Regions from separate parts of the Homo sapiens genome. Here region 1 is linked to region 2. A link is a loop called in an ENCODE intact Hi-C map of the cell type or tissue named here. Cell type or tissue: natural killer cell. All regions are shown on one strand. Each heading gives the region's core, and the rest is flanking DNA. Links, peaks and the distances in the headings are about the cores only. Region 1 overlaps CHD4 (chromodomain helicase DNA binding protein 4). Region 2 overlaps ZNF384 (zinc finger protein 384).

Region 1 (2,511 bases), core at 12-2,511, 110 kb before region 2:
TCTTCGCCGGAACTCGCTTTCAGGTGGGTCTACAATTAGTTGGGAAACAACGGGTTGCAAGGCTGACCTGGTCTGGGACATGAGAAGGGGTGAACTACAAGGGTTTCAAGGTTGGAGGACGTTAGGTCGGGCCTCCGGGGGTGTGGGATTGAGGCTGTGTTCTTCCACAAATTGCATCCCAATTTTGCACAACTTAGCAAGAAAACCCCCCTCAGCCTTCCTAGAAACTAACATTAAGGTAGTGGTTAGGTGTTAAAACCGTTCCATGTACTTCACTGGTTTAACTTGACAACCGTATGAGGTATACATGAGATATCTGCATCCCACCAAAGTTAAACAACTTGCTCAAGGTCACAGAGCCATTAAGCGGCGGTGCCCGCAGTTTTGCAGCCTCTCATTTTCCACAGGTGGAAGTCAACGTTGGCAAGGCACATACTGCACCCACACACAGAACCCAGTTACTCAGTGGGGTATCAGGACACCACGTAGCCCTTAATTTTCAACTATACAGGTGCCAGGCTCCTGCCGCACACACTCATCCACCTGCACCTACACCCACACTGAACCAGAGCACTAAAATACAAGGAAACTTTTATTTTCAATTTTCATCAAGAAATTTGCTGTGGTTTTTTATGCTTTTGGTTTTTTCCTTTTTTTTTTTTTCCACTTTATTTCATTTAGCCGCTCAGTGGCTAGAGCCGCTGGGTTCCTGGTATTAAAAAGATGCCAACAGAGGTAGCTGTGTCTCGCCCAGGGGCCCAGCCCACTCTGAATACCCCCCAAAAAGGAGAAAAGAAAACACAAAATAAACCAACAAAATAAAACCAAAAGGAGGAAAAAATTCAGATCATTTTCTTCAAGCCTGGCAGGAACCCACAACAGTTTGTGTGTAACAGGCGTTACAGTGGGGAGAAGCCAGGGTCCAGAAGGCCAGCCCGCCAGCTCCTGCAGATGGCGCCAGCGCTACTGCTGCATGTCTCTTCTGCAGGAAGGGCACCACTGCCCCTCACTCCCTCCCCTCCCCCAGTGCACTGGGGCTGTTCCTTTACAACATGGAAGATGGGCAGAAGGAAGGTGAGGGTCTCTCAGGCCCCCAGGGGAGAAGCTGGGACAAGAGAAAGTGAGGAAGGTCACTGCTCAGCGGTGGAGGTGGTATCAGTCTGCATCTTCACTGCTGCTGGGCTACCTAGAGAAGGAGACCCGAGGAGTCAGAATTCCAGATGATAGGAATCCACCCAATCTCAAGGGAATTCACTGATAGGCCACCCACCCAGTATGTAAAGCTAGGGACATACAGCAAAGTTACAAGCTCCAGAATGGTTCTGCAGGAAGAGGTGGTGTCAAGAAGAAAATGGTCCTACCTGCTGTGGGGTAGGTTCGGGTGCCCGGTTTGCCAGGCGGCTGAGAATGTTACGCTCTGACATCTGTAACCTCACAGCAACTGGGGGAATTCGGGCAATGGTAGCTGGGAGTCGAGTCACATCAGCTTTCATGTCACTCAGCAGTTCTTCCAGCTGTTTCAGAACTGCATAGGGAGAAAAAGAGGTGGTGAGCTGTGGTGGCCCAGACTGAGCTCCCTCTACCCTAGTGGACCAGCCCCCCATCACTTCTCAGTGACCAAGTAACTGTGATGTATTGTCTTCTGTCATCTGACCTGACCTCCACCATGTTCAAATTCCTACTCCTCATATTCCAGTTCCAACTGTCCATGATTTTGTGCTTTTTAAAGTCACCTAAACCTTCACTATCCCTTACTATTATTGTATTTCCTCTTCTTGAGCTTATTCGTTTTTTCTCTTCTCTACCTTCAGAATCTGTCTCCCCACCTCCATTATAACAGCATTCTTTTCCTTATTTCACCCTCCGCCTCCTCATAACCTTTTACTTTAATTAGAAACAAAATGTTGAAAGGGGTCTAGAATTTGAAGGGATCTTTTATCACCTGAAGTTACCTCTAAAGTATCGCAAATGACACTGTATTATTCTGCTTTGCTTTCCATCTCAAGAACCTGAATATGTTTAAAGTTAAAAGAGGTGGCCGGGTGCAGTGGCTCACACCTGTAATCCCAGCACTTTGGGAGGCCAAGGCAGGCGGGTCACCTGAGGTCGGGAGTACAAGACTAGGCTAACCAACATGGAGAAACCCCATCTCTACTAAAAATACAAAATTAGCTGGGGCGCAGTGGCTCATGCCTATAATCCCAGCACTTTGGGAGGCAGAGGCGGTGGATCACCTGAGATCAGGAGTTCAAGACCAGCCTGGCCAACATGGTGAAACCCCATCTCTACTAAAAATACAAAAAATTAGCTGGGCATGGTGGCAGGCGCCTGTAATCCCAGCAACTTGGGAAGCTGAGGCAGGAGAATCGCTTGAACCCGGGAGGCGGAGATTGTGGTGAACTGAGATCGCGCCATTGCTCTCCAGCCTGGGCAACAAGAGCAAAACTCCATCTCAAAAAACAAACAAAAAAACCCAAAATTAGCCGGGCATGCCTGTAGTCCCAGCTACTC
Region 2 (6,404 bases), core at 1,874-4,373:
CTGGTGAAATGGGGAAACGAGTAACAAAAAAAGTACATAAATACACAGTATTACCAGGCTGCTACTCTGAGCAAAGCACAACCAAGGTTCAGGTGGGGAAGACCCGTGACAGGCAAGTTGACCCACTGAGGATACACTGGAGGCAAACACTAAGATACTGAGAGCTAAAGGGTAGGCTGGGCACAGAAACTCAGTTTTAAGTACTAAGGAAACAGGGAAGGATCTTCAACAAAGGCGCCGAAGCTGAAAATTACTCTAACATAACTCTGTTCCTTATCCTTTTATAGAAAACATCACTTTTTTTGTTCTATTAAACAGCACCCCCAATTTTCATAAAATCTATAAAGGGAAAAACTGTATTTCAGCCTTTTTAAAAAGTAGCGAGGGTGCAATGTACCAAATCTGTGACTACAACAGCTTCACATAAACAGGCTCGCTATTAAATGACCAAAGATCAAGTATACATCAATTCTGTTTTCTGAGTTATAAAACACAATAAAACTAATCAGTATCTGATACAGGTACTAACTTGGTCCTTCCAGCCATAGCTTTACAAAGGGGTCTTACGGCTGAGTGTGGTGGCTCATGCTTGTAATCTCAACACTTTGGCAGGCCTACGCAGGAGGATCACTTGAGGTCTGGAGTTTGAGACCAGGCTAAGCAATATATTTGAGACCGTGTCTCTAAAAAAAAAAAAATTGAAAAAAAAAAAAGAAAAAGAAAAAAAAAGAGGTGAGTGCGGTCGTGCATACCCATAATCCTAGGTATTTGGAAGGCTGAGGTGGGAAAACTGCTTGAGCCCAGGAGTTCAAGACTGCAGTGAGCTATGAACACACTACTGTACTCTAACCTGGGTAACAGAGCAAGACCCCAACTCCAAAACAAAACAAAACAAAACAAAACAAAACAAAACAAAACAAAACAAAACAAAACATGCAAGTTGCGGTGGCTCATGTGTGTAATCCCAGCGCTTTGAGAGGCTGAGGTGGACAGATTGCTTGAGTCCACCAGCATAGGCAACATGGTGAAACCCTATCTCTACAAAAAATACAAACATTTGCCAGGCATGGTGGCAGGTGCATGTAATCCCAGCTACTTGGGAGGCTAAGGCAGGAGAATCATTTAAGCCCGAGAGGCAGAGGCTGAAGTCAGTAGAGATTGCAGTCCAGTCTGGGTAACAGAGAGAAACCCTGTCTCAAAAACAAACAAAAAACAAAACAAAGCAAAGATGGGAGTCTCACGTTTTCAGGCAACAGAATCAAGATACAATCAGATCACAGTTTAAGAGAATTCAATCTTGCCAAACTTTTTGGGAAGGAGCAATCACATCTTTTACATCTGTATCTTACAAATATCCCCAACATACGACTTTATCACCTAAGACACAATTACATATTTAATGAATTGAACAACGGTAGACTACCTACATATAGATTTTGCAGACAATGCTAGGGGTTCAAGTCTCAATGCATAATCCCTGTCTAACCTTCTAGTGGAAAGAAATGACAGACAAGAGATAAGAGTGGTGATAAATGGTGGGAATTAAGTAGAGAATTAAGATGGAGAGAATGGGTGTGGTGGCTCATGCCTGTAATTCCTGCACTTTGGGAGGCTGAGGCAGGTGGATCACTTGAGGTCAGGACTTTGAGACCAGCCTGGTCAACATGGTGAAACCCCATCTCTACTAAAAATACAAAAATTAGCCAGGCATGGTGGCACACGCCTGTAATCCCAGCTACTCAGGAGGCTGCGGCAGGAGAATTGCTTGAACCCAGGAGGTGGAGGTTGCAGCGAGCCGAGATCTAACCACTGCACTGCAGCCTGGGCAACAGAGCAAGACTGTCTCAAAAAAAAAATAAAATAAAATAAAAAAGATTAAAAATAATAATTAGGAGGGAGAATAAACGAAAGAAAGGGCCAATGTATAATTTTCCCAAAAGAATCAAGGAAGTTGGCTGGGTGTGGTGGCTCATGCCTGTAATCCTAACACTTTGGGAGGGCGAGGTAGGTGGGTCACTTGAGCTCAGGAGTTCAAGATCACCCTGGCCAACACGGCAAAACCCCATCTCTAATAAAAATACAAAAATTAGCAAGGTGTGGTGGCACACACCTGTAGTCCCAGCTACTTGGGAGGCTGAGGCAGGAGAATCACCTGAGTGCAGTAAGTCGAGATTGCACCACCACAGTCCAGCCTGGGTGACAGAGCAAGACCCTGTCTCAAAAAAAAAAAAAAAAAAAAAGAATCAAGGAAGTAAAGTAAATGCACTATGGATGTGAAAACGTAGGAAGGAGGAGGCTGAGCACGGTGGCTCATGCCTGCAATCCCAGCACTTTGGGAGGCCAAGGCAGGTGGATCACAAGGTCAGAAGTTCAAGACCAGTCTGGCCAAGATGGTGAAACCTTGTCTCTACTGAAAGTACAAATATTAGCCAGGCATGGTGGCGCACGCCTGTAGTCCCAGCTATTCAGGAGGCTGAGAAAGGAGAATCACCTGAACCTGGGAGGTGGAGGTTGCAGTGTGCCAAGATCGCACCACTGCACTCGAGCCTGGGCAACAGAGTGAGAATCCGTCTCAAAAAAAAAAACTGGTGGACAATATCACCACTATCATTATCATTAAAACTTATTAAGCACTTATTGTGTTCAAGGTAGTGTTCTAAGCACTTTACAACTACTACATCATTTAGTCCCTGCAACAATGAGGTAGGTACTGTAATTCCCATTTGAAATGAGGAAACTGGAGGCACAGAGTCCAACAGTAAATAGCAAAGCAGGAATGTGAATCCAGGCACCAAAGGGCAAGTTAAGGAAAGGGGTTCTACAAGGAACCAAAACCATATAACTGTAGTACACACTTTCTGATGTTATGGCTTGATCCAGGAAATAAAATTTAGAATATTTCCAGGAATGAACTATTTTCCAGCTAGTTCTCAAAAAATGTTTTCAAAATTGAAGTTTTTGATAACAGCAAAATGACATGCAGTTCAAGGTCATATTCCTTATTCTGTGAAACCTCACTTAGCTACCAAGATAACTTACTTTAGGATGACAGAGCCTGAATAAAGAGGCCGGACTTTACAAAGGAAAATAAATAAAAAGCCCCTCCACTTACTTGGATGCCTAGTTTATTGCATCCAATAAACTGGTGTGTCTGGTCCAAGGACAAGACACTACATATGCGTTACCAGCTTCCGATAAATAGGTCAGCCCAAAAGGGAGACCACAGAGAGAACTGCTCATCCAACTATAAGCAACCTTTACCAGCAAAATGACACCTGAGAAATGCTATGCCACTGTGCTACTGATGAGGCTGACTTCATCTTTGTACTCCTGAAATGAGATCAATGGAGAGCTAAGAATCAAAACTATTGCTAGAATACAATGTAAATGGCGCCCCCTAGAGTTGTGTAACAGGGCGTTCTGGGGCCAGATCACTCAAATATCTGCTTACTGTCTGTTTTACCGCTTACTCTATCTTTCGTGGAGGAAATTTCTCCAAATCATCCCAACATTCAATCAGGCACATATCAACATTCTTATCACCCAAAGAAGCCCACTGATGTTACACAGAAAACTCATGTCTACACAGAGAGTGCCAATTTTAATGATTATGCCTATATATTTAAAGAAAGTACTTTGGGAGGCCAAAGTAAGAGAATCACTTGAGCCCAGGAATTCAAGAACAGTCTGGGCAAAATAGGGAGACCCTGTATCTACAAAAAATTAAAAAAGTAGCCGGGCATGGTGGCTCACACCTGTAGTCCCAGTTACTTGGGAGGCTGAGGCAGGAGGATTGCTTGAGCCCAGGAAGTCGAGGCTGCAGTCAGCCATTATCACGCCACTGCACTCCAGTCTGGCCAAAAGAGTGAGACCCTGTCTCAAAAAGAAAAAAAGAAAAAGAAATAGAAAGGAAAGAAAAAACAGAAGAGAAGGAAAGATATAATTTGGTGGAAAGAAAAATGCTGGCAGGCTGAAAATCTGGGTTCTCATATCAACTTTACTATTGCACCAAGCCTCAACTGTTCTGTTAATAGGAAGGGAGGTTTACTGCTGGGCGAGGTGGCTCACACCTGTAATCCTAGCACTTTGGGAGGCCGAGGCAGGTGGACTGCCTGAGCTTAGGAGTTCAAGACCAGCCTGGGCAACATGGTGAAATCCCATCTCTACTAAAATACAAAAAATTAGCTGGGCATGGTGGCATGCGCCTGTAATCCCAACTACTCAGGAGGCTGAGACAGGGAATTGCCTGAACCTGGGAGGTGGAGTGGAGGTTGCAGTGAAAGGAGATCAGACCACTGCACTCCAGCCTGGGCGACAGAGCGAGACTCAGTCTCAAAAAAAAAAAAAAAAAAAAAAAAAGAAGGCAGGTTTACTCTAATTAAGTTGGAGAGTAATTTTCTCTTAAGAGACACAAGGAACTACATATTCCTTCTCCAATCTCAAATCTCAGAAGCCCTCAGGAGATAAAGAAGAGAGACACTATCAAGTATTAATAATAGTCGTGAAACACGGTAGGACTTGAACTCTTGGCCCAGAGCTTTGTCTATCTGACCACATCCTTCCGTAATGCTACCAACCATCCAGGGATAAAGATGACATGGCCTCCAGCAGGTGTTTTTGGCAGATATGGTGAAGACCACCATCTCTTTCCCAGAACCCACTAATTGTTTTTTTACTGTTGTTTTTTCAAATAAAGCATGATTTTCTTTCCCCAAGAAAACAGCATTCCCTTAACACAACCAACCCTTAGAAAACCATGAAATACACTCATCAAGTTCAGTAGCTAGAGAATGGCCTTGGGAATCAAGACTTCTGAATTCTTTTTTTATGAGACAGAGTCTCATTTTGTTGCCCAGGCTGAAGTGTAATGGCGTGATCTCAGCTCACTGCAACCTCCACCTCCTGGGTTCAAGCAATTCTCCTGCCTCAGCCTCCCAAGTAGCTGGGATTACAGGCGCTTGCCAACACATCTGGATAATTTTTGTATTTCTAGTAGAGACGGGATTTTGCTATGTTGGCCAGGCTGGTCTTGAACTTCTGACCTCAGGTGATCCGCTCTCCTCAGCCTCCCAAAGTGCTGAGATTACAGGCGTAAGCCACCGTGCCCGGCCAAGACTTGTGAATTCTAATTCTAGGTCCTATATCAGTGGATGACTCTTAACTATTTAAGTGGATGAATTAACCATTTTACTAGGTTTCTATCAGGATGGAGGATGGAAGAGGATGAGGCCTGTATAAATAAGTTTGTAAGGCATATGGTGATGAGATAAAGGCAGCACAAAAAAGAGAAAGAATGAAATGCCCCAAGTGCTCCTGAAAAGAAGAGTTACAGAAACACTTCCACAAGATGAGGACTATTAGCGACAATTAGTGAAAATTACATAAGGACTACATAATTACAAAGGAACTACCCAAAAGTAACAAATCTATAGCCTCCGGTTTAGAAATCATCTACAAGTAGCATCAACAAGAAAAAGATGGAAAAAAACAATCAACTTGAATTCAACTACAGAAAGAACTTAAGACGCTATTGAGAAACCATTCCAAAACACACAACTGCAGAAAGGTTACCTTAGCTCAAGACTTGAAATGAAGAAACACAGAGAAAGTTTTTTTTGTTTCTCCAAAAGGAAACAAAATCTCTTTCTCTCAGGGTCTAAAGACATTCAAGAAGGGCCATCCCAGTAGGATGTGACGCTTTCCCGCCAGTATCCATAAACTCTTCCAAGTACAAGTAACTCAGAACAAATGCACCCCAATGTTACTGGGAAACATCATCACACCATACACAAACAAACTAAACAGGACTGCTACCACCACACAGCTGGCAACCTGGGCCAACAGCTTCTAGCCTGGGCACCACCGGACCACTTTACCCTGCATCCTGTGGGAGGGACGGCACGGTGGTTCTCCTTGCCCTGTCTGTTCCACTATAAATGATGGATCTGGGGAATGTGAGGCCAAAATAAATAAATAAGACTGGAGAAGAAGAGATATGTACCCAATATTTAATCAACAACTTGGCTCAGAAACCCACAGGGCATTTTATAAACCAACCTCTGGGATCATAAGTTCTGAACTCAAACTCTTTAGGTCCACTCACTGTCATTTTCAGGCTACCCGAAACTCTTCCAGACCTACTTCTGGAGTCTACTCCGTACAGTTTTATCCACTTCACTCCAGACTAACCATGAAGCAGTTTTTTTTTTCCCCTGAAAATTTCATCTTGCCATACCAAATTCAAATAACCCTGTGTCACAGATTCTAATCACTCCACAGACCCACTTCTAACACTCCACTGGACTATTTGGGATAGGAACTCCATTCTAAACTCAGCTCTGCTTGTTCCAGACACAGGAAAGCAATTCCATAAGGACTATATTGGCATTTAGGGTCTTTGTGTC

Evidence for each region. Peaks named below come from ENCODE experiments on the same cell type or tissue, not always from the same donor. Only the 100,000 strongest peaks of a DNase experiment are listed, where the experiment ranks them.
Region 1: it touches region 2 in a loop (2.4-fold over the local background); 26 of 110 quality-filtered maps call a loop at or near these places.

The regions. Positions count from the first base shown.
Region 1 is chr12:6,569,508-6,572,018 of GRCh38, forward strand. It overlaps CHD4 (chromodomain helicase DNA binding protein 4), which reads right to left. Exons shown (of 40, transcript NM_001273.5): 39 at 1,362-1,525; 40 at 575-1,186. The coding sequence ends at 1,169. It overlaps CHD4-AS1 (CHD4 antisense RNA 1), which reads left to right. Exons shown (of 3, transcript NR_199067.1): 1 at 1-23. Among named protein-coding and RNA genes, the nearest start is that of CHD4-AS1, 2.4 kb to the left of the region's middle. RefSeq lists an enhancer at 796-1,090. In natural killer cell, for the core only: CTCF peaks have their summits at 964 (motif pointing right) and 1,177; a DNase peak (open chromatin) is centred at 964.
Region 2 is chr12:6,681,443-6,687,846 of GRCh38, forward strand. The region is part of intron 2 of ZNF384 (zinc finger protein 384); the gene reads right to left. Among named protein-coding and RNA genes, the nearest start is that of ZNF384, 4.7 kb to the right of the region's middle. In natural killer cell, for the core only: a CTCF peak has its summit at 3,409 (motif pointing left); a DNase peak (open chromatin) is centred at 3,389.